5 separate regions of the Homo sapiens genome follow, and regions 2, 3, 4 and 5 are each linked to region 1. A link is a contact called in ENCODE Hi-C or POLR2A ChIA-PET data. All regions are on one chromosome and are shown on one strand. The core of a region is the stretch at or near the end of the contact, and the rest is flanking DNA. Distances in the headings are between cores, read along the strand shown.

Region 1 (5,504 bases), core at 1,128-3,627:
CTATGGGTGAGAAAAGAGGGAGAGGCTGGAATTGTAGGCAACAGAAGGCTGTGTGCCGGGTTTCAAAGGGGCAGCTGCTATCCAGCCCCACCCAATTGTTGACAAGGCTTCTGTTGCCTGCAGCTTTTTACTTTTCAGGAAAAGCTGGATTTTCCTGTGAATCCTCTGGATTTTTAATCCAACTTTTCTAAAAACAACTGTTCAGGCTAACCTAAATACAAATGGGAGCTAAATCCACGTTCAATGTCTGCACCAGTGCAACTGGAAGTGTGGTCCCAGGTTCAACAACTGTTTCTTGCATTCCACAATGAGATGTGCATAGCAACTGAGAATAACACTTAGAAATAGCCATAACAGTTTGACAGGGTAATTTTGTCATGTAATTTTCTGAATCTAATAATAAAAAATTGGCTTGTATCTTATACATCTGTTTTATTTCCCTAATTTTTTAGAAACAAAAATATCAGTGGGCAGTAGATTAAAAATCTTGCCCATGACAGTTTAAGAAGCATTGCTGTGGTCTTCATCAAAGCAAGCGGACCACTGGAGGATGCTGTATTTGATAACTGAATCTCCGTGTCTAGAATCGTCACATGGACCGCCTGAAAGAGACAAGCCTATGAATCAAAATGCAACCAGTTCTTTCCAGCTGACAAATATTTGGCAGTAAAGAACCAGAGGAACGGGGGAAATAATGTCACTCCCGGAGGACCGCTCCTAGCCCATCAGATTACCAGGGTTCCTCCAGGGCCAGCTGTGGGAGGAATAGCCTGATGCCACGGTCACCTGGAGTTCCTTCTCCCTCCCACAGCACAGGAGGACCAGCCCCTTAGAGGCCCTCACTGAAGGGCAGAGGGCATGCTCTCAGGCGGTCATTTCTGTGTCTACCTGTTCCAACACACTGAGCTTGTCCAGGGCAGAGACTCCTGCTCCTCCATCCCCCCAACATGGCTCTTCTTCACTGAATTCTCTCCTCCTCTGCCAAATATAAGGTTCCTTGCTAGGCAAAGAACCTTGTCAGCCTCTAGTTAGGGGTGCTGAACTTTGGCAACTGGTAGCCTGCCTCCTACTTATCAGGTTCTATCCAAGCTGATCCTCCAGACTTTGTCCTCCCCTGCTTAGGCAGAAACTCTAGGGTAGGAAGTCCGTTGCCCGCTGCCGAAGCTCAGCACCCAAAGCAAGGTGGCCCACGTCCTTCCCTAGCACGGATCCCTATAGTAGGCAGTTGTGTCTGGGAGAGGCTAAGGCAAAGACGAGAGGGTCAGCTGGGCTAAAAACCGGAAGTGCTTAGAGACTGAAGAGTTTCTTCATCTTGAGAACCAAAAAGACAGACTGTCAGGTCTGCATGCTCCTCTCTGAGCTGAGGGAAACCCCCTAGGTAAATAGCTCCCAGTTGGAGGCGAGTGCCCCGACCCTTCCCCACTTCAGCAGCTTCAGCCTCCAGACTCAACACATGCTGGGCCATCTTGGAGGTCTGGTGTTCCAGGCCTCCCCAGCTGCCTGCACCTCCGAAAGGGGAAATGGGGGTGGGGTGGGAGGGCCAGGCCTGGGGAAGTGATTTTAGAAGTGCAAGTCTGGTGGGAGAGTTTTTCCGTCAGACCATCTGGAGGGAAGTAGTCATAATCTACTACAAGTTCTCCCGAAATGATCAAGTACACATAGGGAAATTGTTACATTGTTGAAAAACATGTCTGCTTCGCTTCCTCCTGGGGAGCTCTAAAGACTTTTATCAGAGATGGACTCCCTGCTTGAGGTACAGAGAGATTAAGATGAGGCCAAAGAACAGCTCTCTCCCCTTGTAATTCTCCAGGTAGCCAGTTTTCAGCTGGCTGCCATTTTTTGCAATTTAAGATGCTAAGAGAATTTAAATGAGATCAGCCCTGTGTGTGTAAAGAAGGAAACAGTCTGTATGGCCAAACAGAAAAGGTACCATGTTGTATGAGTTACTGCCTTTCACGTTAACTGGTGTGTGTGTGTGTGTGTGTGTGTGTGTGTAGAACAAAAGTACAGTTGTCTATACAATTAGTTATTTAAGCTATTTCAAGTACCATTACAGCAAGGGGGAAGGGAGGGAACATCTAAACTACATAAAATTATTTTTAAAAATTCGTTCTAGAAAAAAGGAAATGCCAGAGTAGTAAGATAAGGAGTCTTAATTAGCAACAAATTCATCTATTTCCTTCCTCCAAAACCGAGACAGTCTTCTAAGGCAATTTGCTTGGAGAGCAGTTTTGCGCCATAAATCTGGGACATGTTTTTCATGTGTGTTTGCCCTGTGTGAGGCTTAAGAAAAACACAGCAACCAAACCATCCAGTTCAGCCCTGGAGGGAAAGACCTAGAAGACCTAATCACCCGTGATGGCGATTACATAACAGAGAATCGCGCGCGCGCGCGCGCACACACACACACACACACACACACACACACACACACTCCAAGAGTCTCAAAAAAAAAAAAAAGAAAATCAGCCTTTGGCTTCCTGTCACAGAAGATATCTCCTTTTTTTTTTTTTCCTTTGTGAGGATCACTAAGAATGCTTCTTAAAGACCAAGTGGATGTCTTTGGTAGAAATAGAGGTCACTTAAGGATGATTTATAAGTGCACCCGAAGGCAAAATGAAGCATGTATCGATATCTAAAGTGCATCTGCATTTAGTGAAGCAAAAGCTCATAGTCTGTTTCTAATTTGTGCCTTGCAGATGCCCTCCCCACTAGGGAAAGGCCTGGCTCTGAGCAGCCGCCCCTCCCCGAGGCCGCCAAGCTCCCAGTTCAGGCCCTTTCTTGGGCAGCCGGAGTGCTCCTCTCTTAGATAATGCCAGGTACTCTGGAAAGTAGCCGTGTAATAATACACAAACCCCTGATGATGTCAGCGTGTTATTGACTTTCCAAGTCTGAATGACTGAGCAGAGGAGCGGGGGTGGGGCGCAATCCATCCGGCAGCGCGGAGACCGGCCAAGCGAAAATGGGCTCGCCAGCCTGGCGGGGGAGGGGCGGCTCGCAACAGCGGCGGCTGCTTCGAGCTCCGGCTCTGCCGCCGCGGCGTCGGGGTCGCTGCCGCCCAGCCCAGGCGGGGCTCGGGTTCCCGCTCCTCTGATGTTTACGTTTGGTCAAAAACTCCTCAGACAGAAATAACTAATGCCTCCCCCCGGAAGCTTTTACCACGTGGCAGAGTGGGGTCACAAAGGGGGGAGCAGTGGCACGAAGGGGATGGGGAGGAAGACCTCCCTGTTCCCTCCCCCACCCTGCAGGGGCCTTCCTCTTAGGCTGCAGAGCCGAGGGTCGCTCTCCGTGGTGGAGTTCCCTCTGCAGAAGACCCCTGGAAAATTGCACTTCAGCAGTGGTGACATTTTATAGGCCATGATTTGCTGCATTTATGGCTCTGGCAGTGCAGGTGCGGAGTCGTAGGCTCCCGTTCTCACCCTGCAAATTGCTCACAGTGCAATCTGTCATCTTCAAGGCTAGGTGTGAACCGGGCAGGGTTGCCCTTAAAACGGAATTGCAGTTAAAGGCCGGGATCTGGAAGGAAGCGCTCTACCCCGGGGCGTGGCCTTTCCCACCGGCTCTGGACCTTTCCTTCAAGCCCCGCCATGCGCGCCCACCGACTTGGCTGTCGCAGCCTGGGGGCACTGGGCGCCCTGGGCTCTGCCTGCCTGCAGAGCTCTCATTCTTTCCGTTCCAGGCCTGTGGAATCCTCCAGTGAACAAGGCCTCATGCTGGCCTCTGCCCCACCCCACTGCGAGGAGCCGCTCCTCCTCCGAGGCCTATGGTTTTTCTCCCCGCGGAGTGGGCTTGGTGGGAGCACCGCGTGGCGCAAACAGCACGGGGGGACTTTGGAATCGCCTGGACTTGAGCCCTGCCCCACCACGTGTTCGCTGTGTGAATGTGGACAGGGTGGTTACCCTCTCTACAGCCCGCGTCTTAAAATGGGAGTAGTAACAACCCCCTCAACAGTTGTTCTGAGGATTAAGTGAAATTCAGATTTCATAGGAGACCTTTTTCAATAGTCAAGTCTCTCGCCTTTATGAGTCAAGTTCCACTGGGGCCAGAGGCCCTGTGGTTGTTTCTGAAAACAAGGTCAGCAGAAGTGCTAGACCCATTGTTTCCTCAACTCAGCCCTTCCCCCTACACTCCTGGCAAAGTGGAGCCCGCAGCCTCTTCCGACCCACTTCCACCTTCACCCACACCCACAGGCTTACAGGGCAGAGCTGTTTTGTTGACGGGGCGGGGGTGGGGGTGGGGACGTGGAAACTGTACCTCTGACCTAAGCTGGACCATTCACGGCCCTTCTCAAATTTCCCTCCCCCACCTTGCCACAGGGGATTGGTCCCAGCGGGAAGAGCTGACATATTTGAATCCAATCAAAAGCCTTCTTGGGAAATTTTGAAACTGGAAGTGAAAAAGTCAGTTTCTCCCCAGGGCTAAAACTGCAAGATATTATAACATACATGACCATGTTTCCCATGGTCAGGAGAGGAGAGGCAAGGCCAATCTGAAGGCAGAAACAGAGATAAAGATCGAGCAGAAAACAAAGATAGAGCCTCAGCCACAGCCAGACAGGCTGGGAGAGAGCGCTGAGGCCAACAGGAGTCTAATGTTATTGGCAGCATCGGTTCCTGTGTCCCTGGTACAGCCCTGCCTGCCCCCGATTCCTTGCGACAGCCCATTATTTTTTGCCACAAATTCTTATTGTTTAACCTAGTTTGTGTTTTTGTTGCTTCTAATCCAAAAATCCCATGGCATTTACTAGTTTAACTTACACAGTATGTCAGTTGAGTTCAAGAGCTCCCCAGCCCCATTATAACCCCCCGAGAAGTCTTCTATCCTCCGCAGCATATGTCAGTGCCCCATAACAAGGTGCTCAATAAATGCTCTTCAGATTGCACTGAGCAAGTTGTGAGTGGACGGGAAGTGCCCTGGTGGCTGTTGAAACTGGAGGCTTCAACTGGTTAATTTAAAGGGGAAGCATCGCCAATTGCCACAGACTTCTAGAAGCCCATTTATTGTACCCTAGTGGTAATTAGGGCTTATTCAAGTGAATAGAAAGAGAAAAGAGAAGAAACTTTATCCCCTCTAAATTGCATTTAATAAAAATCTTGGAGAAAATGAGTGAATTGTCAGGCTTAATAATTTCCCCTGGGTCTTTGTTGGAGGGAGGCTGAGGAAATGTACAGTATTCTACATTTATAGGACAGCAGATCTGCATTTTAACAGAGTAAAATGCAGTCGTGGCTTACCCTCCTTTTTTCCCCCTTCATTTGTTTCCAAAGGGTTTTTTTCCAGCTCATGAGTCACTTCCAGTCAGATTCAAAGACAAAAGCCGGCTAATTGTGTGTCCATGAGTCAGGGTCCCACCCTGCCTTATCTGAACACCCTTTCTAGCTCTGAGAAGACAGAGCAATTTTCAGCCTATAAGGCATTGAGTGGAACCTGTTACACACCGCTTCTGGGTCAGGCTCTTTAGGGAGCAGTCCAGGCCCTTCCATTTCCTTCTGGCATCTGGCAGC
Region 2 (5,504 bases), core at 1,210-3,709, 250 kb before region 1:
CTGTGTCAATTCGGAGGACTCAGGATGGCTCCCTGCAGGCATCTCACAGGCTGGAGGTGGAACTCACACCCACCTGTAATGCAGTGTATGATAATAGAGCTGTACACACAGATCCTTGGAAGCACAATACACAAGTACATCTAATGCCCACATTAAACTTTTAAAATGAAGCTGGTTTTCATTTGCATATGTAAATTCATATTCCTATTATTTGGGCTTCTAGTTGTAAGATAAGCTGAAAATGTTCTTCAGACTTTTTTGGTATTAGCTTTAGAACCTATTTATATATGAAGCACATGCAAAATATTAGTATTATTTTTTAAGCCATTTGCCAATATTGAAAAAATAACTGGTTTCATTTACTAAACTTGAATGTGAATGATATTTCACTTTGTCCAACATTCAAATATACTTTCACATCCAAAGATTTGCCACAATTGAGAATACTGAAAAATGTGCCACATATTTTGAAAGTAATTTTAAAACATATACATTGGAAAAGCATTTAGAAATGTTTGTGACAGTGGAATCATTTCAATGTACTTTCCTACCTCCTTTGTTATCTTTGTCCATTTTGTGTTGGTATAACAGAATACCACAGACTGGGTAATTTATAAAGAAAAGAAATTAGGCCCGGCGCGGAGCCTCACTCCTGTAATCCCAGCACTTTGGAAGGCCAAGGCGGGTGGATCGCCTGAGGTCAGGGGTTTGAGATCAGCCTGGCGAACATGGTGAAACCCTGTCTTTACTAAAAATACAAAAATTAGCTGGGCATGGTTGCGGGCGCCTGTAATCCCAGCTATTTGGGAGGCTGAGGCAGGAGAATTGTTTGAACCCAGGAGGTGGAGGTTGCAGTGAGCTGAGATCGGGCCACTGCACTCCAGCTTGGGCGACAGAGGAAGGATCCATCTCAAAAAAAAAAAGAAAAGAAAAGAAAAGAAATGTATTTCTCATAGAGTGCATGTGACAGAGAGGGAGAAAGAGCAAGACAGTGATGCAGCAGAACTTGCTTTTACGACAAACCCACTCTCGCAATAACTAATCCACTCCTGCAATAACAATATTAAGCCATTCATGAGGATAGAGCCCTCCTGACCTAATTACCTCCTGTGAGGCCCCACCTTCCAAGACTGTTGCATTGAGATTACATTTCCAACACATGAACTTTTGGGGGACACGTTCAAACCGTAGCATTTGTCTAGCAACTTCCTAATGTTCACAACTCAGATCCTGCCTCCTAGATTTCCCTCTGCACTCCCATGCTATTTTTTGAAACCTATAATTCCATCGCTAAAACCAAGTCAAAGACAACCATACCTTTGTTTCCTCATCTGCAGGAGGTGATAACCGATAGTATTCATAGAGGCAAAATAAATTAATGCCATGTAAGAACAGCATGTAAACCATAGTATCATAAAAGTATTCACTATCATTATTCAAGTAATTTTCACATAGTAGGTCACCAATATCGGATCATTGAATAAAACATATACCTTGTTCAATAGATATATCAGAATTTATACATCCAAAGGTTTGTTAGCCTCTTTCATAAAATGAGCTACAATCTCACTTCATAAGTTAAAAATAAACATTCATTGAATCTAAGCTACAGCTTTATGCATTGAAAACATTACCAACTTATTTACATAGCACATTAAAATTTTACAAAGCACATTTACAGGGAGAGAATTAATTTAATTTTCTTCCACACTATGTGATACAGCTCTAGTGCCAATCATAAATGACAAACCCTTAATACATTTGCCCATCTGGGCTCCTCTTTCCAAAGTACCTAAGTATCTAGTGAGGTGCAGTGGCTCATGCCTATAAATCCCAACATTTTGGGAGACCGAGGCAGAAGGATCATTTGAGCCCAGTAGTTCAAGACCAGCCTGGGCAACATAGGGAGACTCCCATCTCTACAAAAAATTAAAAAATTAGCCAGGCATGGTAGCACATGCTTGTGCTTCCAGCTACTCGGGAAGCTGAGGTAGGAGGATTGCTTGAGCCCAAGAGGCCAGGAGGTTGAGGCTGCAATGAGCCATGATCATGCCACTGCACTCAGTTTAGGAAACAGAGAGAGACCTTGTCTAAAAAAAAAAAAAAAACAAAAACAAAAACAAAAAAAACAGTTCTAAGTTGTAGTTGAAATCTGCAGTAACTGTTTAATCAATGAGCTTCTAATGGTCTTTTTATTATGATTATCAAATGTCTATGCAAACATTTCTTCCTCTGAACTTCACCCTCCTGAAAAGGGGCAACTGTGAATGACTATTCCCTTTCTATACCAGTTCCAATAGCACAGTGGAGAGGGGAGGGAAAAATAAACACACACATTTCTAACTTTCCAGCCTACTGACTGGTCTGCCCTTTCCCCTGGCCAACATCCTCAAAAATATGATAATGAAGTGGTTTGTGTGATTGTGAAAGAGTGTGTGCGTTTCCCTGGGCTGGAGCCAAGGGAGAGAAAGAAGGTATCCAAACACAGCTGCAGTTACCTCTCCCCGCTCAGTCATTTCAGGGAAATGGACTCAGCATATCTGGAAGGAGGTCAACTGGGGGACAAAATAAAAGGCTCTCTTGGTTGGTTGGTTCTGCACAGATCCTGAAAGCAGGCTTCAGGCCTATACTATAACAATCCCTCTGACTTTGGCAATAAAATGAAGGAGAAACATCACAGAAAATACCAAAGGAAGAACCAGTCAAATCCCATTATCACAAACTCCCAGAAATTTGTTTAATTATTTTAATATTTTCAATATAGCTGACTGGAGTGAACATTAGTTAACATGAGTAAGTGATAAATTGGATCTAAATTGTCATTTGTATCTATAGAGATGTTGCTATAAAGAAGTATGTCCAAGTTAGATTTTCACCTAGGCAGGTTGGGAAAAAAAAGATGAAAAAATATGTGCATTCTAACTATTTTCTACAAACTATATACATAGTAGATTATTCCATTGTTGACACTTCTGAATCATATGGCCATGGAAATTAAGGGGATCCCTTAATTGAACCCCTCAATTGAAAGAGGAGCAAACTAAAGCACAGAGTACATTGTCCATATAAACAACCACTTAGGGCTGCCATCTTCAATGGGAAGGTCTCTCTCAAGTTATAGACTGAAATCTAAGTCTGGCCCAGCATTCACTGGGCACCTTATTTTCTACCTACATTTTCATAAGATGTATCACAAACTTCAGCAATTATTTGTTGTGTACTATCTGCTATATATTTATGCAAGTTAACATTGAAATAATAAAATGAGAAGCCATTAGACAGGAACCCTGGGTTCCTACCTAAGGAAACTAAAACCTAGCTCAGCCTCATTTCATGCAAGAGGCTAATTTAAAAGAAATGAAACTTAAGCTCAACCAATCACATAGCCAACTGGGCATTGATTATTGTCTTGAACTTCCCACCAAGATAGTCCAAATAGGGCAATTTTCCAAACTTCAACCAATCAAATAATTTCTTTGCTCTGCTTTCTCATTCACCCTGTAAAAGCTTTTCCATCAACCACCTCTGCTGAAGCCCTGAACCACTTCCAGTCTAGAGCTGTCCAATTCATGAATTGCTGTCTGCCCAAATAAACTCTTTAAAGGTTTAATCTGCTAAAGTTTCTCTTTTAACATTAATCTTCTATTTAACATTACTATAAACTCCTTGAAGGCTACCACTATGGCAAAATGATTCTGAATCCTCCTGCTCCTGACACCTCCTGGGAACAGTGCTGAAAATCCAACATTGACTAAACCCCTTTCATTGGCAAATAGGCCCAGAGGGGCCAAGATGAGGGAGACAGACTCAAAAAAGCTCTTGTCCTCCTAAAGTTTAAAATGGAACAGGCAGAGCAACCTAAACAGCTCTAATACAATTTGCCATGGTAAAAGTATAGACAGTTCTGTGTGAATGCAGGTAACAGGGAGACTAATTCACCTGAGAGTATCTGACAAAAGATACTCAAAATATGATCCAAGAGCCAGCTCTCATTATTACTCCATATGAAATAAGTTCAGAAATTGAGAGTATTTATTTAGAAACTCTTACAGCAATTGACAAAGTAGAAATTCTACCTGCTGAATCTCATAATAAAAAATTACAACTTGTGCTTTGTGCTTTGTATGTCTGTGAGCAGATTGGAAATTTTCAAAAAAAAAAAAAAAAAAGGGAAAAGGAAGGAAGAGAGAAAAGGAAATTGGCCCTTCTGCACAAAGAAGTTGAGAAGAGTGGTCTTCAATGAATCAGGCTTGACCTAGTCCTTGCAGATGAGTAAGACTTCCACAGCTAACTATGTGAAAGAAGGGTGGAACGAGGACAGTCAGCAGCATCTATTCAGAAGGGGGGATTCCGGGAACAAATGAAGACAAACACAACTTGTGCAGTTGGAAGATATGAAGTGTGAGTATCCATGGACGTGTGGGAAGAGAACTCAGCATTAGTGAATGACGCAAAGGTTGGGAGATTTTATTCCAACCTGAAGAGTTTGCATCTCATAATGTTGGCAAGCAGAGAGCTATGAAAAGCTTTCAACTGGGAAGTGCTATAATAGAATCTGCACATGGATAAAGGATGTTCAGTAGCTACTTGCTAATTGAACTATTGCACATTTGCTATAGGGACTGTAAACTCAAATGCTTACCTAGGCCAGGCAGGTTCCATGCATAGGAAGGCAAGGTTATCAATCTAGCAAGCACTTGCCTCATCTAATGGGGCATCTACTACTCAGATCTTTCCAGCTGTTTTCATCTGGAGATGCACACCCAGTGTGCCACATCTCCAATTTTTCAAGAGAAGCTGAAAAGCTGGGTTTATATGGTAACTTCTAAATTACACATTAGCACTAACTTTAAAATTTTTTGGCCAAACAAAACAGGTCTGCGTGTTGGGTTTGTGGTCTAGTCCCCAATTTGCATTAGCACTAATTTTAAAAATTGTTAGAAGATACTATGAATTACACATTATCACTATGTTAAAGATTGTTAGAAGACACTATGAAGGCCAAACATGCTGGATTTTTTGTCCAGACCCCCAATTTGCATCTCTGTTTTAGCACAGAATAAAGAGAGGGAGGCACGGTGGCTCATGCCTGTAATCCCAGCACTTTGGGAGGCCAAGGTGGATGGATCACCTGAGGACAGGAGTTTGAGATCAGCCTGGCCAACATGGCAAAATCCCGTCTCTACTAAAAATACTAAAATTAGCCTAATGTGGTGGCACGCACCTGTAATCCCAGCTACTCAGGAGGCCGAGGCAACGAGAATCGCTTGAACTCAGGAGGCAGAGGTTGCAGTGAGCCAACATTGCACCACTGTACTCCAGCTTGAGTGACAGAGTGAGATTCTGTCTCAAAAAAAAAAAAAAAAAAGAGAGAGAGGAGAGAGAGAGGACTGTTACATCTGTCAAAGTGATCAACTGCTCCTCGTGTATTTTTTGGTCCCCAAAGCATACAGAGATTATTTTTAATACTCATGATGTGATGTCTGCACTGCCCTGTGTTGCTC
Region 3 (5,504 bases), core at 1,158-3,657, 230 kb after region 1:
GTCCCCCTTCTGTAGGGCCATATGGATATCTTTCTTTCTTGGATCAGGATCACTGATGTGCGCAGAGAACACCTTGGAACCAGGGATCCCATAGTGGAATCTCAGTGGGGCTTATATTCCTGCTGGCCACATAGGCATATTTTTGCTACATAACCAGCCTTAATGGCAGAAACCTCAAGGGGCTCACGAAAACCAGGTGCAAACCATCAGTCTCACTGTTAACAGTAAACAATGCTGACAAGCCGGTACAGACAGGCCATAGCTCTTGGGATTCATGGTTTCAGAGCAACATTATTAATCAGTATGTTTGGTACTTTGACCAGGTATCAGTGCCATGCCATTACCTCTCTTATTTCAGGAATGTACACAGGACAGTTCCAGCCTTCTGGGGTTAACAATCAGAGTGCTTTGTGTTTCCTTTTTTTTTTTTTTTTTTAAACTTCCACTAGAATGTAAATGCCAGTAGAGCAGGAATCTTGTCTTTATTGGAAGATGTGATGAATTCGTTAATGTGTTTTAAGATTTGACAAAGGATATTCAGGGCCGGGTATGGTGGCTCACGCCTGTGATCCTAGCACTTTGGGAGACCAAGGAGAGTGGATCACTCGAGGCCAGGAGTTCAAGACCAGCCTGGCCAACATGGTGAAACCCTGTCTCTACTGAGAATACAAAAATTAGCCGGGCATGGTGGTACATGCCTGTAATTTGGGAGGCTGAGGCGGGAGAATCACTTGAACCTGAGAAGCGGAGCTTGCAGTGAGCCGAGATCACGCCACTGCACTCCAGCCTGGGCAACGGAGTGAGACTCTGTCTCAAAAAAAAAAAAAAAAAAGATATTCAGAATGACAATGTGTTTTTTTAATTTAGTTTTTTTTTGTTTTCTCAACTTTTAGGTGTGGGAATAAGTATCTTTGGAAGACCAGGCACTTTATGCAGTATTGAGCTCAGGAGGCAGTGAGTGTTAAGGAATGGGTGTAAAAGTGAGTGTGATTCTCTTTCCCATCTTGCTATTTCTTTATTTTTCCTGGACTCTCTCTTAAGGGTCTTTATGATTAGGCAAATAGCTTTTGACTTTTTTTGTGTGTGTTGCTATGTGTCTTTGAATGAAGAGTTAGGCATTCAGTATGTTCTCTTTGAAGTGTCTCCTACGCTTGACATGGATTCCCGATTTGCTGAAGAAGTTCTCAATATATTCTCTGAAACCTAGTTTCTGTTGCCATTGTGCTTGACATGGATTCCCGATTTGCTGAAGAAGTTCTCAATATATTCTCTGAAACCTAGTTTCTGTTGCCATTGTGCTACTGACTGCGTGATAAGCCTCAGTACGTTTTAAAATTTTTTATTTTAGAGACAGGGTCTTGCTATGTTGCCCAGACTGGTCTCTAACTCCCTTGTCTCAAACAATCCTCTTAACCTCAGCCTCCCAAGCAGCTGGGACTATAGGTGCAAGCCTCTGTGTCCGGCTCAGTAATTTAACCAATTTCACAGTACCTCTAAACCCCAAATATGGTGGCCTTTTCTTTCAAAACATTTCTAGATGGACCTTTTCTGAGGAGTTAACAATTGTTTTAGTCTGGGCTTTGATAATCTCTTTACAGGTCTGTTTTTGCCTCCCTTTCAGGTAATTATTTTTTTAACTTGTTAACTTGTTTTGAACACTTGAGCATTTTATATGGTTCAAAATTTAAAAAGTACAAAAGTGTATACAGCAAAAAACCTTTCCACATCTGTCCCCTAGCCACTTGGTTCACCTCTCTGGAGTGACGGGTATTATTAGTTTTTTATGTGTCCTTCCAGAGATGATGTTACTATATACAGAAAAGTACGTAATATGCTGTCTCCCAATGTATTTCCCAAAAACGTTGTAGAATATTATATGCACTGCTTTTATTGCCTAACTGTCTTTCCTGGTGATCATTCCCAAATCGATATCTGAAGAGTTTCTTGTTTTGTTTTTGTTGTTGTTGTTGTTTTTGACTGAATAATACTTTATTATAATTTTACCAGGCCCCTGTTGATGGAGAATTGGTTGTTTCTTTTTATAATGCAGCAATGAATAACATTGTATATAAGTTATTTTGCATGTGTGCAAACGTTTTGATGAATAAGTTCCCCACAGTAGAATTTCACGGTCAAAGGATATGTGCATTTTTATTGTATTTATTTATTCTTTTTCTTTCTTTCTTTTTTTTTTTTTTGAGATGGAGTCTCAGTCTGTCGCCCAGGCTGGAGTGCAGTGGCGTGATCTCGGCTCACTGCAACCTCCGCCTCCTGGGTTCAAGCGATTCTCCAGCCTCCATCTCCTGAGTAGCTTGGACTACAGGCGCACGCCACTACGCCCAGCTAATTGTTGTATTTTTAGTACAGACACGGGTTTGGCGTGTTGGCCAGGCTGGTCTTAAACTCCTGTCCTCAGGTGATCTGCCTGCCTCGGCCTCCCAAAGTGCTGGGATTACAGGCGTGAGCCACTGCACCCTGCTGGATATGTGCATTTTTAAATTTCACTGCCAGGTTGTCTTCATGGAGGTTGTAGTTATTGATATTTCTACCACCAGTGTGTGTTATAACACTATAGAGTGTTATAAAACTTCTTATCTTTGCCAAACTGGTGGATAAAGAACGGTATCTTGTACTTTTTTTTTAAGATATGCTTTTCATTATGATATGCAGAATACATTAAAAGGTACAGACTACAGATGGTGAAGTTCACAAATTGGACAAACCTGTGTAACCACTATACCAGTCATTACTCTATCCCCAGCCTCTGGAAAGGTAACCATTATCCTGACTTAAAGTATCTATTCATTATTCTTGTGTTTCATATAAACATACAGTGTGTGCTCTTGTTTATGGCTTGTTTTTCTCAGCATTATAAGAGATTTATTTTACTGAGATTCATCCAAATCGTATCAGAAGTTCTCAGTGAAATCTTAATTTGCATTTCTCTTGCAAGGAGGTTGAGCACTTTTTAATGTTTTAAGCTTTAAAATTTTTATTTTCTGTAAGCTGTTTACATTCTGTATCCTTGAGTAGGGAATCATTTTCTTCTGGATCTCGTTACATGTAAAGGAAGCTGATTGTCTCAGATATGAGTTGTAATTGTTTTCTTCATCTAGTCCTGCTTTTGATTTTGCATATGATAGTTCTTGCCATAAAGGATTTTTAAAAAAAGTATAATACAATTTTTTGTGGCCATTTACCTTTTTTCTCAATTACTTGTTTTTTTCCTGTGGGCCTACTGTCTTTTGAGCATCCCATAGCCCTTAGATTACACTTTAATGTCATCAAAGATTAAAGTGCAAAAACCACCTCTAAAAATGACCGTGCTGAACATGAAATTTGAATCACGTGTAAGTGGAGTTATAGAAGAAATAGCTGATGGGGAGAGTGTTGCGAGAATCTGCAGCTGGAGAAACTTAGTGAAGGTGAATTTATGGACATAAATGAGGAAAGTGGCTGTGATGAAAAAGACGATGGCCTCATAGGAAGTGTCACTGGCCAAAAACTTCACAATAAAGGAACTCTATCAGAGATATTTCATGACATTCAACATTCAAGGATAAAATGTTAGAAGCTTTAGAGAGTTGTGTGAAAATGCCCCAAGAAATTTCCCCAAGAAATAGAAAAGATATTTGCTCTGTGTCATAAGTGGCCAAGTTTGGTGGCTCAGGCTGGGCACGGTGGCTCACGCCTGTAATCCCAGCACTTTCGGAGGACGACGGGGGCAGATTGCTTGAGCTCAGGAGTTCTCAATCAGCCTGGGCAACATGGCAAAACCCCATCTCTACTAAAAATACAAAAATTAACCAGGCGTGGTGGGATGCATCTGTTGTCCTAGCTACTTGGGGGACTGAGGTGAGATGATCGCGTGAGCTTGAGAGATCCAGGCTGCAGGGAGCTGTGTTTGTGCCACTGCACTCCAGCCTGGATGACAGAGAAAGACCCTGTCTCCAAAAAAGCAGAAAAGATGCTTGCTCTCTGTGTCATAAGTTATATGAGAACAAAAGTTGCTATTCAAAGTTCTCAATAAGCCATTTACCAAGAAATAAAACAGTTCACATCGGTTCTAATGTTTTAAATTACAGTGTACTAAAAGAATGATTTTTTTTTTGTCTTTTTTTCCTGAGACGGAGTCTTGTTCTGTCACCCAGGCTGAAGTGCAGTGGTGTGATCTTGGCTTACTGCAGCCTCCACCTCCTGGGTCTAGGTGATTCTCCTGCCTCAGCCTCCCGAGTAGCCAGGACTATAGGTGTGCACCACCACGCCCAACTAATTTTTGCATTTTAGTAGAGATGGGGGTTTCACCATGTTGGCCAGGCTGGTCTCGAACTCCTGACCTCAAGTGATCTGCTTGCTTCGGACTCCCAAAGTGCTGGGATTACAGGCGTGAGCCACTGCGCCCGGCCCGTTTTACAATGTTTTGATTATACGTTGATAACTGATAGTAAATGTTTTTAATATCTTGACCAAGTTTTTAAAGTAATGGAACAATTCACACTGATTAAGATCACCTTGTTCAGTTTCAAATCTTGGTGATTTTTACATTCCCACACTACCATCCAAAATGTGAACTGCCGGTATATGTTTAAACAAAAAACCTCCCAAACTCCTTAAAGTGACTCAATAGTGTTTCAGACAGTGAATTCTTCCTTGTCTCTTCTAACTTTCAGGTCCATTGAAGATTAAATAGAACTGCATGTTTGATACCCTTTTCTTGTACTTAGGACTTGATCTGCAGCTGTTATAGATCTCAGGTCTTCCCTAAATTGCCAGATGTTGATACTAGTAGTCTAATGAGCTGTGTGAAGAATAGTATACAAGATAGCAAGTAACAACAATGATTGCAATCCAAAGTGTTTCTTGAGCACCTGCTATACCAGATACTGTGTTTTTAGGTTTTGGAGATAAATAACATTAGGTCCCCTGTGTTCTTTTTTTCTTCACACTCTATAAAGGGCAGACAGATGAAAGGATAGTAGAAGGAGTTATATCGTAGAAGAATTTTTAATGATACTGAGAATTACAGATAATTTTAAACACTTTTAAGATGTTGCAATTCTGTGCTGTTTTATATGATGTTAGAGATACCATAAAAGAAATGACTCAAGGGACTTGGGAACTAGATATACAAGTTGAGCTTCTGTATGTAGGTCAGGTGGCAGTATGTTGAGATACATAGAATAACACAAAGGGTTTTTTAATGTAATAATACATTATGGAAAGAATTATACTTGGGCAGCAGGTTCCACATTGATTATAATCTGTGGCAGATTACTCTTTAAAACAATCAAACTTTTGTATTGTTGAACGCATTTTATGAGAAGAGAACTGTAGGTTAGTTCACCAACTGAATGTTGTTTTTGCTGAAACTGGGTTTTGCTAAAACTGCCATTCTAATGCTCTTATTCCTTAAGCCTAAACTTAGATGGTTAAATATTACAACCGTACATTATGTACAGTCACTTGAAAAGGATTTGATTTGGGCATTTCTCTGTAAAAGCTTG
Region 4 (5,504 bases), core at 762-3,261, 190 kb before region 1:
GAGAAATGTAAAACAATATGACAGAGGAGCATTTGGGCCAAAAATAAAGCAACCAAATCCAACAAATCTAAAAGGAGTGATTTTTTTCTAATTTTTTTGGCCAAATAGTACATTCAAATGTAGGTTCAAACAGCAAGCCTGCTGGTTCTCTGTCAGCAAAAATGCTAAATAGGGGCTAAGTTGTCTTCCTGGAGGGTGAGGCGCATAGACAAACTGAAAAGCCACCTGAAGTTTCAACCAAAAGCCAATTTAGATCAAGCTGAGCAAACAGACAGGTCTGCTGCCCAATTCAACACCAAGCTGTTTTTTTGTTTTTTGTTTTTAATGTATATAAGTCAAAAAGTACTTTACAAGCCAAGGAAAACCCAGAGAGCAATGTATGGACTAATGACATAGTTCCCATTCAGGTCTGGGGCCTGGAGTGCAGCCTGGGGCAGTTCCCACTGTGCTTCCCAGCCCCCATCTGTGTTTTTCACTGGTAAATTCAGAATAAAAAGAAAGTCAAGTGTAGCAGAGGACTGTGTGGGTTAGGAAGGAAGGGCAGTTCCACCCAGTTGGTCCAAGTTAAAATGGAGGCTGTTACTTGCTGAGAGCAGATTTGCACTCCTTTTTTTTTTTTTTTAGCACCAGCTGAGATTCTGTCTCAATTGCCCTCAACATTGAGTCACTAACCAGCCACTGGGTGTGGAATTCTGGCAGCAGTAGCGCTTAACTCTGAGACTTCCCACTCCCCACCCACCAGCTCCTTGCCCTCTCTGCAATGGCTTTTTTTTAGTAATAGAGGAAAAAAACTTTGAAATCCTGTTAATTCTGAGTATTGTTTACAAGTGATTATTTCTGAAGGGGCAAGGAGTGTTTGCAAAGGCCACTTTGGTTATATGAGATTTAAAAGGTTACTGCAATTATTTTTTGGTGTATAAGATGCATTTGCATACATAATTTCACAGAAGAATGGGGGCATTTTATGTACTTTCATCATATGTTTATTGAAAGTGAACAGTTATGCTGTCTGCACAGACATAACTGGTATTTCTTTAAAATTTATCTTTTCCAGATTATTACTATATATTAAAATTTCTAATTATCTACTGGAGATGCATTATACTACATTTATAGGAACAAAATAATGTATTTTCTCTTTTGTAGACATGGCTGCCCGAAAGCAATTCAGTATTTTGCATCCTTGTTCAGTCAGTAACTATGACTTATTAGATGCAGGTGAGTTTTTTATACATTTGGAAGAGGATGTGTCTTATACACTTGCAAGAGCATTGATGTCTCTGGATCTGAGTGCCCTTGTCTGCAAAAAGAAAGAGCTGAACTCCAAGTACCTTCAGCACTGAAAGTCTACAGCTGGCAATGGCTGTACCACAAAGATTAAAACAAGGCAATTCAGTAAGGGTAAACAATAAATTAAAAAAATCACTGAAATTGAATTAACTTGGTAGACAAAAGCAACCCTTAGACCACCAACAGTCATTTTGCAAATATTAATTTTTTAACTAAGGAACAATTACATACGCCTTGTCTCTTTAAATTAGATTGGAAGTTCCTTGAGGTTAAAACCAATGTTTTTAATTAAGAATAAAATTTCCCTAGGACAGATCATACTGCCAGATAAACGGCCTAGCAATAGAATGTGTTCGTAGATACATTAAAAAGAACCCAGGTCTTAGAGCTCTCAGGCCAGAGATTTTTCTTTCCATTACAATTTTCTGTCATCAAGGTTCAATGTAGGAAGCTTCTAGGAGAGACAATAACAATTGGGAGGAAGAAATCCAAGAGCATTGAAATAGACATGAGCTACACAAGGATACTAAAGTCCTGGTATTGACTCTTTTTTACCAGCAATATTTCTAGAAGAAAATAGCCCCCTCCATAGAAGTCTCTACAGAACACGTGGACAGCACTTAGTGATGAAGCCTGGGTTGGCAGCCCACATTGCCTGATGTTTGTATTGAAACCCTTCCCTGGCAGAGCCTGGTGCCCAGTGGTGCCGACTGGGCTGGCTCAGTGCTGAGAGACAGCTTCAGGGATGGACAGTTGCACTCTCAGGAGGTTGTATGCATAATCTCAGTTTGCAATTCTATTTTGTGAGAACAAAAGGGAAACAGTGGGCACTGGCTTGGCTGCTTTTCCAGATGCTTTTGACCAGGCAGGGGATGTAAAAAAGAAAATCTAGCTTGAAAAATGCAACAAAGAGAGAGAAATATTGTCTATTTTCCCATTATGTTTAGCTAGGATGTGGTCTACTGATTATTTTAAGAAAACTATTAACCGAGCTTTACTGTTTTCCTGTTGTATGCTAGCAGCTTCATGTAGTCTGAGAGTCTCAGGCTGGCTGTTAGAAGCCTTAGGTTTTCATCTCCAGTCACCACCATCTTGGCACTTGATTTCTCAGAGCTTCAGTGTGTCTATCTATAATGTCATTTTTAATTCCTGTCCTTCTCTACCTCAAACGGATGCTGTGAGGACAAATGAGATGGCTCAATATTACCTCCTTCCCTGTCCATCTGGCTCTCTGATTTGCAAGGACCACATCAAGTTCTGGACTAGAAAACAATAGAGTTGTGCCAGGAATGAAGGGAGGCAGAATGGAGCCAGGCGGAAGCCCAAAGGGACACAGAGGCAGAGATCCAAGGCCAGAATTGGAACATTGGATTAGCCACAATTTCACATATTAACATTATGCCCAGTTCCCAAAAATACACATTTATGTGGTTATATGAACATCTTTGAGTCATTCAGGATTTGGTTGTATTATCATTATTTGAACCCTCAAGTGCAAAAATATGAGGACTATATACTGAGATTTTCTTCCTTTTTCAATGGAGTATTCTTAACTTGTGTGGGCCAGGCCTTGAGCCCCTTTTTTGGTCAAAAGTCCTCAAAGGGAGTTAACTGGTCATTTTAATTCATTTGGGTCCAACTGAGGTGATTTTATAGCCCCTCCTGGCTTTGAAAGATCCAACAGACTTTCAGCCTCCAGGCAACAGAGGAGTGAGCCCTGGAAAGGGTCTAAATGATGCAGGCCCTCCTCCCTGTACGTCAGCTCCTTCTCTCCCCTTCTTTCCAATCAAACTAATCCCCTCACAATTTCCCAGAGGCTTCTCCATCATGGACACCCACAGGAAACAAATAAAAGGAACAGGACAGGGTGCAATTCTGCTCTTTGTCAGTGCTAATTGTGAGCCAGTTATCTGATCTGCTGTGACTTGCTCTTTCTGGAAAGGTGTGCATAATTTGGCAATAGAATTCCAAGATTCTCATTTATTGTAAATTGTGCCTTTGCCGATTGCTTTTGTCAGGGCTCCCCATTTCACCTCATGTCTCTGCTCTCCACTTTTGCAAATGCACTGATCTGTGAAAATGAATTAAACAGATTAAAAAGCAGCTTTTCTTATTCATTGGAATAAAAACAGCAAAGGCAGACATGGTACATCCTTGTACGTAACTCCAAGAAAAAAAAAACTACTTCACACAAGAGGGTGGCCTGGCTCTCTGGGGAGAAAACAAACCCACAAAATGCTCTGTGACTCAAGTTAAGCCTCTCCTATAATCTACAGTGAAGTTCTACTTAATGACAACCCACAATATAATCCAATTATTAGGCTTTCAGCAAACCAATACCATAATGACATCATATATTCTTAAAGTTGATCTTTATACAAAGCTGTTCCTCTTTTTAAAGAGAGAGAAACATTTATGATGTTAAATAACTCTCATCTTATAGACAGCTCAAGTTCACAAATTTGTAGAGCCAAAGCACCCGAAAGAAGAAAGCATATGCAGGTGTGTATTATCTGCAGTATGAGAAGGTTCTAGGTGCTGCTTTGACCCCACCTCGCGGACTAGGGCCAAGCTAAAAGCAACCTGCATAGTAAGGCTGGACTATAAGTGCCCCCAAAGCATCATCTTGGTACATCCTAGGGCAGAGTTGGGTCCCTATTATTTTAAGACAAGTGATACAATGGAAGGTTCCTGGAACTACCACACTGCACTGCTCCAAGGAGCACCAATAGCAAGGTAGTCCTCATGTTTGGTGACCTCTGGAGGTGGGAAGTGCACTGTGTGTGCAAACTAAATTGGTGGCCTTGAATCCCTTTATTAAAGAGGAAACACTTTGGTTTTTCTGTTTATTTGCTTAATGTTGTTTATTTGAGTAGAGGAAGGGCAAGAGGGAACAAAGAGAACACAGGAAGCACCTCTGTAGAGGTGCAGTAGACTACCCACAACGCCACCCGAGAGCTCTAGTTCTTAGTTCAAAACGAAGTTAGCAAGGTTTTTCTTTTCTTTCTTTTTTTTCTTTTTTGGAGACGGAGTCTCACTCTGTCACCCAGGCTGGAGTGCAGTGGCACGCGATCCCGGCTCGCTGCAACCTCCGTCTCCTGAGTTCAAGCAATTCTCCTGCCTCAGCCTCCTGAGTAGCTGGGATTACAGGCACTCGCCACCATGCCCAGCTAATTTTGTATTTTTAGTGGACACGAGGTTTCACCATGTTGGCCAGGCTGGTTTCAAACTCCCGCCCTCAGTTAATCTGCCCGCCTCAGCTTCCCAAAGTGCTGGGATTACAGGCATGAGCCACCGCGCCCGGCCAGGTTTTTTCATCTGTGTGTTGAATTCTCCTACAATCTGCTCCCAGGTTTGTCATGAGGAATAAGTGAGACAAAGCACAAAAACTTCATGGGTGTCTACCTAGAGAATAGTAAGTGCTCATGAAAGAGTAGTTACTGTCATGGTGATTACTAGTATTACTTTCTTAAATAGGCTTGGCTGAATAGAAAATGAACCCACCAGCCTCATCGGAAGCAAATCAGAGTTTCCCTTTTGCAAACAGGTAAGAGGGGAGATGAAGCAAGTCTTATCATAAGCAGCAACTGTCATTTATTTATTTATTTATTTATTTATTCATTTATTTTATTGTTTTAAAGTAATGTAAGTTTTATACATATATTTTATGATTTTTCTCCTTTCTTAATTGTAAGAGATTTGAATTTAATAAGGGAAAGAAGTTTACAGTGTCTCCTGCCTTTCCCATGTGATTCAGATTAAATGTTTGTTTTTTGTTGTTTTTTAACAGCTCATGTCTACAACCTGAGGAGTTTGTTTCTTGTTTTTTAATTTTCATTTCAAAAGGTTTTTGGGGAACAGGTGGTGTTTGGTTACATGAATAATTTCTTTAGTGGTGATTTCTGAGACTTTTGTGCAGCCATCACCCAAGCAGTGTACACTGTACCCACTGTATAATCTTTTATCCCTCATCCCCTTCCCACCCTTTTCCCTGAGTCCCCAAAGTCCATTATATCATTCTTATGCCTCTGCATCCTCATAGCTTAGCTCCCACTTAAGGGTGAGAACATACAATGTTTGGTTTTCCATTCCTGAATTATTTCACTTAGAATAATGGTCTCCAATTCCATCTAGGTTGCTGCAAATGCCATTATTTCATTCCTTTTTATGGCTGAGTAGTATTCTATTGTGTGTGTGTGTGTGTGTGTATGTAT
Region 5 (5,504 bases), core at 1,691-4,190, 160 kb before region 1:
ACAATCACACTTTAACCAAGCTCACAGAGACCAATGTCTAAATCAGAAACTCAATGTATTACAATGAAACTAAACTTCCTTTGCACCAGAGCATACTTATTGGTGTGTCCTGCCTATATAAGGAGTCAAATCTCACTCAGAAGGTTGTCTAGAGGGTGTGGAACCAGAGGGAGGCAAGAGGAGCTTCTATAAGACAATCCACATAATTCATAGCTTCTTCACCAAAGTCCTAGTCCAGCAGTGATATGGTTTGACTCTGTCTCCACCACATCTCATATCGAATTGTAATCCCCATGTGTCAGGAAAGGGGCCTGGTGGGAGGTGATTGGATCATGGGGGTGATTTCCCCCTTGCTGTTCTTATGATAGTGAGTTCTCACAAGATCTGATGATTTAAACGTATGTGGCACATTCTCTCTCTCGCTTTCTCACTCCTCCTCCACCATGGTAAGACATACCTGCTTTCCCTTCAACTTCCACCATGATTATGTTTCCTGAGACCTCCTAGCTATGCTTCCTGTATAGCCTGCAGAACTGTGAGTCAATTAAACCTCTTTTCTTCATAAATTACCCAGTCTCAGGTAGTTCTTTATAGGAGTGTGAAAACAGACTAATACAAGCAGTGAGACCCAGAAACTCCAAGTTTATTGATAACATTCACATCCTTTATTCCGGTTAGTGTTTGTACAGGCACTGCCAACATTTGCCTCTAGACTCTGCCTTTCTATTTTTTTATACATTGATGAACAACCATTCTAATTAACAGCTTTTCTTTAAAATTTTTGAGAACCAGGAAAGCCAAGCCTTTCTGAGCTGACCTTGGGCCCATTCTCCTTCACATACCTCCAATCCCTTCTGTGTTGAACTGTCCAGCTGCTTTTAATTCATCCATTTCCAAATTCTAGGCTCTGCTCCCATCTACCTCCTACAGTTACCAGCCCGACTCCCTGTTCCCTCCTGCTGACTTAAGCCTTACACCAGAACCCATTCATGGTTTGGAAGAAATTAAGGAATCCCAACCTGACAGACTCTAGACTCCACAGGCTCAACTCCACTAGTGAGCCCTGTTGTTGATCCAGGTAGAACTCTGTGCCTAGTTCTAAAATTTTGCCTTACTTCTCATAACTCAGTCCTTGGCTCAGCAGCCCATTTCAGTATCTGGGGATGTTCTTCATTTCCCATGGCTGAATCCCTGCCTTGGTCACAAGTCCTTTTGGACTGGAGTCTTGCTGGTTCTCTTCTTGACAGATCCCCGCTCCCTGCTGCCGCTGCCAGACATCAGCCCCTGCTCTTTCCCACCTTCACTTAGATGTTATCTCTCTTGCTTCTGCTATAAACCCACCTCAGCCCCTAACTTGCTCTGATGGGCCATCTAATCTGCAGACCCAGGCCCTTCTCTCTCCCCATCCCAGCCCATCTTTACTCTGTTCTCATACCTGACAGAGACAAAAACCCAATTAGATAAATTAACTTTTCATTTTCTAATACAAAAATTAGCCGGGCGTGGTGGCGTGTCTGTAATCCCAGCCACTTGGGAAGCTGAGGCAGGAGAATCGCTTGAACCCAGGAGGTGGAGGTTGCAGTGAGCTGAAATGTCTCCACTGCACTTCAACCTAGGTGACAGTGAGTAAGACTCCTTCTCAAAAAAAAATTTTTTGGCTGGGCATGGTGGCTCACTCCTGTAATCCCAGCACTTCGGGAGGCCAAGTCGGGCAGATCACAAGGTCAGGAGATCAAGACCATCCTGGTCAACATGGTGAAACCCTGTCTCTACTAAAATACAAAAAATTAGCCAGGTGTGGTGGCGCGCACCTATAGTCCCAGCTACTCAGGAGGCAGGGGAATCACTTGAACCCGGGAGGCGGAGGTTGCAGGGAGTGGAGATCGTGCCACTGCAGTCCAGCCTGGAGACAGAGCAAGACTCTGTCTCGAAACAAAAAAAAAAACTTTTATTTTCTTACTGCTCATGTTGCCTTTAGGTAGTCACCTAATCAAAAAGTAAAAACGAAGCTATCACTTAGAAATTCATCTCCTCTCATTTTACATACAGTGGAATGACATGAACTCAGTCCACATTAACAGGCATTCTCAAATTCTACCATGGGAAAAAATACTGGTTGAGGAGTCAGAAAATATGGGCTATTTAATAGATTATCTCTCATCGATGGAACATGGGCCTTTACTTCTCTGTCCCTAAACTGAAATGACAGGGCTTAACCTGGTGGTGTCTAAAGTCTTCCAATTCTGAAAATGCCCTGGCCACAGAAGGTATCAATTTTCTAGTTGGGGGCGCTGTGTGTTTATTTGTTTGTGTGTTTATAACTCTCTGTATTTTCCCTGGCAAGAGAAAGGGTGTTCTACAACCATTTATTCATGATTAATGATGTGGCTTGTGAACTTGAACCAGAGACTGTTCACCAGAAGCTTTTAGTTTGAAAAATTCCTGACTGTGGCCAAAACCAATGCTATGAAACAAAAGAAATGAGACAGTGCCTGCCTGCAGCCCACTGACCTGCAGCCCCAGGCGGAGCTCAGGCCGAGACCCCGAGAAAAGGGAACAGCTGGGGCCTGCTGGGACAGCACACACGGCCTCTCACCAGCTCATGCTGCACCCGATCTGAGGCTACCCAGCAGCAGTTTGGCTGCCCCCCAACCAGATTATAAATTCCTCAAGGGCAAAGAACACATCCTTTATATTTTTCCTGTATCCATATGGTGCAGAAAAAAAAAATAAAAGATTTTTGGGCTGGCATCCCAGCCAGAAACTGAAGAATGTTATCCATCCCCCACCCCCACAAGCCTCCTCCTCCCTTAAAATCACAAGAGGAAGACATTCAGGAATAGCTTTTGAGAAATGCCTCCCTCCTTCCGGCCTAAGAAGATATGTAAGTAGTTCATGTTCTCCCACACTGGAAGGGGAGACTCAAGCCCGTTGATGCATTAAATGAGACATTCCTGAATCAGAAGGATCATAGGTCAGCTCAAGCATTCGGTTGTGTTTGCAGCTCATTTCAGTAAGGCTGATTAACAGAAGAGCCAGACCCTTGTTCTGGCACCAGCTGTGTGGCCGGAACCTCTGTGACTAGAGACACCCCAGCCGGAATCAACAGGCCCGACCTGGACACGTGCATCGCGGCAGCAAGGTTAGCCAGTGTCAGCTCAGCCAAAGAATTTCTGGTTGTGCTGACTGAGAGGGTACACTCAGAACTTTGGACATGAAAGGATTCACTGAGGGATGAAAACACGGTATAGCATACCTAAGTATCCTCAGATTTTAATTTTGTCCCCTCTATAGCACATTTCAATGAGTAACACACAGCTAGGTGAATTACTGGTCACTCACTAAGCAATTGTTAAATTATTCTAGCTTCCTTTAATGAGAACAGAAACAAAGTTGCCACATACACACTAGTTCTGCTTTGTGATTTATTGTTGCCCATTGCCATCGTCATCATCATTGTTATCATTACTAAAGTAATATACACTTAGTGTAAAAAGAAAAAAATGCCAACGGTGTACAAGGAGATAAAGTTAAAGTTTCTGTTTTCATATTCTCTTCTAATCTTTCCCCCATCTCAACTTGACCCTCTCTGAATTGTTTCCTAAAACTACTAGAAGATTTACAAAAACTTCTAAAAATGTGCCATATATCACATACATGTAAATATGCATAGAAAAATATTACAGACATAAATGCATATAAACACAAACATATTCATGCACATACCTATGTATATATACAGTTTTTTCCCACAAATTGATCAGAGTACACTGTCTGGGACATAATGTTTTCACTTAGTATATATCTGACATTCATAGGAAAGCAAATAAATCTATGTATTCTTTACAATGACTTCATAGTATTCTATTATAAAGCTAAGACATAATCTATTCTGTGGGGGGTTTTTTTGTTTTGGTTTTGGTTTTTTGGGTTTTTTTGCACCATCTTTTCTCTGGAGTCCATGTTTCTAATAGTTTATTCCTTCCGAATTTATTTAAGCTCAGTTTCCAATGCATGGAGCTGACTGTTCTAGTTGTTCCTGCCACCACTGTTGCTATTTACGGGTTATATTTTTGTATATTCCATCTGTCTTTGTCTCTTTGCCTGTACAGTTCATACATTGCTTTATACTGCTGAAAGAGCCCCTCCTTGCTATCCTCCGAGGGAAACTCACACCTCCTCTGATTGTCTCTCGCACTTTATACACTGCATCTACCTGTGCTGAGCTCCGGTTCCAGGCAAGCACATTGTCTCCCAGGCCTTGCTGACCCATAGTGCTCCCTTCCTGTGGCACTCCCAGTCTGGATTCTCCAGGCTGCATTTCACCTTTGACCATCCATCCTTAAAGGACAGATCTCAAGCCTTTGTCATTCTCTAGGGAACTATGCCCTGGCTGCATAGCTACAAGGTCACTGACCTCATGGGTTGCAATGTCCTACTTCAATTGAGCACATCTGCTGGGCCCCAAATGGTCTTACCCTGTCATATTTCTCTCAACATCCCTGCCTCCCAGTTTCTCTAAGTTGCCAAATAAGAAGGAGGAATTTCCAGACAAAGCATCACCAAGGAGATTCTCACGCCACCCACCCTCACCCTTCTTTGTGCAGAAATATAGGTCTCTTGTAAAAATGTTATTCTTGTTCCGCATCGTGGGGGCAAGGAACAATATAAATCATGCTAAGACAGGAAATGTAGCTCCTCGTCAGACTGTTGTTATCCCACCAGAAATGTCTCCTTAGGATCTTGAATTTTGCTAACACCTTCCTACCGCATCATATTTGGACTACACCAGCCTGAGACACATGAATGTTCTTTAAACAGCAGATAGCAACATGAATAGACTTTCTTGTTTCATAGGCAATTGGGAAGGGCGGTAGGACTGAATGCAGAGTGCCTCTTCTAAACATACATCGCAGCTGTGTAGCATCTCATAATGACTTCACCAAAAAAACACACAAAGTCTCCAAGAAGAAGATGTCAATCATGGAGGGGGAAAATCAATCTGTAAAGCTCCCGACTAACCAAGAAATCCTTTCCCTCTTCTTTAAAGGCCCAAGACATTTTTTCTCCTGAATGGGGGTGCCCCTTGTTTAGGCATAGCTTGATGGCTGCAAGGTTGCAGCTGTTTCAGTGGAGCCAGCCAATATCTATCAGGATGTTAGACGATTGCCAGGAAAATTCTACGACAGGCAGCTCATTTTTCATCTAAGAATTCGATTGAAATTCTATCTCCCTCACTCGTGCAGTTTAATTTAATCGATAGAACATTACACTATGTCACATTTAGTATTAAAAATAAATGATACAGACCAGATATCTGAAAACTGGGCATTTGTTTTTGCAGGCATTTTGACTTTCCAGTGGCAAACATCCCAGCTTGCAGTGCCAAAAATGTCAAACACAGAAAAGTGTCACTTCAAATTAAGCAGCTATTGCTTACATTTGTTGGGGTTTTAGTCCCATGCTTTCCTCAGATTTCCAGTCCCTTTCAACTCAACCAAAGT

What was found. A loop is a pair of places that touch in the nucleus more often than their neighbours do. ChIA-PET counts read pairs that join two places held with the same protein, here RNA polymerase II (POLR2A). Pooled maps may share reads with other maps.
Region 2: a loop to region 1 is called in a map of IMR-90, with 4 times the contacts of the local background. The contact joins two enhancer-like sites. A Hi-C loop is called at or near these places in 15 of 168 maps with a recorded cell type or tissue (CD14-positive monocyte, Calu3, IMR-90 and 10 more), 1 of 37 single-sample maps with no recorded cell type and 20 of 50 pooled maps. POLR2A ChIA-PET finds 5 or more read pairs at or near these places in 7 of 52 experiments (CD4-positive, alpha-beta T cell, H1, OCI-LY7 and 4 more).
Region 3: a loop to region 1 is called in a map of gastrocnemius medialis, with 2.8 times the contacts of the local background. The contact joins two enhancer-like sites. A Hi-C loop is called at or near these places in 10 of 168 maps with a recorded cell type or tissue (CD4-positive, alpha-beta T cell, CD4-positive, alpha-beta memory T cell, CD8-positive, alpha-beta T cell and 6 more), 6 of 37 single-sample maps with no recorded cell type and 17 of 50 pooled maps. POLR2A ChIA-PET finds 5 or more read pairs at or near these places in 9 of 52 experiments (B cell, CD4-positive, alpha-beta T cell, CD4-positive, alpha-beta memory T cell and 6 more).
Region 4: a map of dorsolateral prefrontal cortex shows a loop between it and region 1 (3-fold over the local background). The contact joins two enhancer-like sites. A Hi-C loop is called at or near these places in 3 of 168 maps with a recorded cell type or tissue (CD8-positive, alpha-beta T cell, dorsolateral prefrontal cortex and naive thymus-derived CD4-positive, alpha-beta T cell), 1 of 37 single-sample maps with no recorded cell type and 6 of 50 pooled maps. POLR2A ChIA-PET finds 5 or more read pairs at or near these places in 4 of 52 experiments (A549, AG04450, CD4-positive, alpha-beta T cell and 1 more).
Region 5: a map of thyroid gland shows a loop between it and region 1 (2.8-fold over the local background). The contact joins two enhancer-like sites. A Hi-C loop is called at or near these places in 8 of 168 maps with a recorded cell type or tissue (Calu3, IMR-90, PC-9 and 5 more) and 8 of 50 pooled maps. POLR2A ChIA-PET finds 5 or more read pairs at or near these places in 5 of 52 experiments (AG04450, CD4-positive, alpha-beta memory T cell, CD8-positive, alpha-beta memory T cell and 2 more).

The regions. Positions count from the first base shown.
Region 1 is chr3:177,357,449-177,362,952 of GRCh38, reverse strand. No RefSeq gene overlaps it. Among named protein-coding and RNA genes, the nearest start is that of LINC00501, 66 kb to the right of the region's middle. RefSeq lists enhancers at 1,288-1,487, 2,778-3,072, 2,583-3,424, 4,098-4,392, 4,279-4,518 and 1 more. Within about 2 kb of position 2,377, at least 38 of the 41 ENCODE cell types and tissues checked have a DNase peak (open chromatin) inside an H3K27ac peak, as active enhancers do; they include CD14-positive monocyte, PC-9, dorsolateral prefrontal cortex and 3 more, where a contact is called at or near this core.
Region 2 is chr3:177,612,151-177,617,654 of GRCh38, reverse strand. The region is part of intron 2 of LINC00578 (long intergenic non-protein coding RNA 578); the gene reads right to left. Among named protein-coding and RNA genes, the nearest start is that of LINC00578, 170 kb to the right of the region's middle. Within about 2 kb of position 2,459, at least 9 of the 41 ENCODE cell types and tissues checked have a DNase peak (open chromatin) inside an H3K27ac peak, as active enhancers do; they include CD14-positive monocyte and PC-9, where a contact is called at or near this core.
Region 3 is chr3:177,126,839-177,132,342 of GRCh38, reverse strand. All of the region lies in intron 1 of TBL1XR1 (TBL1X/Y related 1), which reads left to right. Among named protein-coding and RNA genes, the nearest start is that of TBL1XR1, 68 kb to the left of the region's middle. Within about 2 kb of position 2,407, at least 2 of the 41 ENCODE cell types and tissues checked have a DNase peak (open chromatin) inside an H3K27ac peak, as active enhancers do; they include gastrocnemius medialis, where a contact is called at or near this core.
Region 4 is chr3:177,550,263-177,555,766 of GRCh38, reverse strand. All of the region lies in intron 2 of LINC00578 (long intergenic non-protein coding RNA 578), which reads right to left. Among named protein-coding and RNA genes, the nearest start is that of LINC00578, 110 kb to the right of the region's middle. Within about 2 kb of position 2,011, at least 3 of the 41 ENCODE cell types and tissues checked have a DNase peak (open chromatin) inside an H3K27ac peak, as active enhancers do; they include dorsolateral prefrontal cortex, where a contact is called at or near this core.
Region 5 is chr3:177,513,872-177,519,375 of GRCh38, reverse strand. All of the region lies in intron 1 of LINC00578 (long intergenic non-protein coding RNA 578), which reads right to left. Among named protein-coding and RNA genes, the nearest start is that of LINC00578, 75 kb to the right of the region's middle. RefSeq lists an enhancer at 2,067-2,831. Within about 2 kb of position 2,940, at least 15 of the 41 ENCODE cell types and tissues checked have a DNase peak (open chromatin) inside an H3K27ac peak, as active enhancers do; they include heart left ventricle and thyroid gland, where a contact is called at or near this core.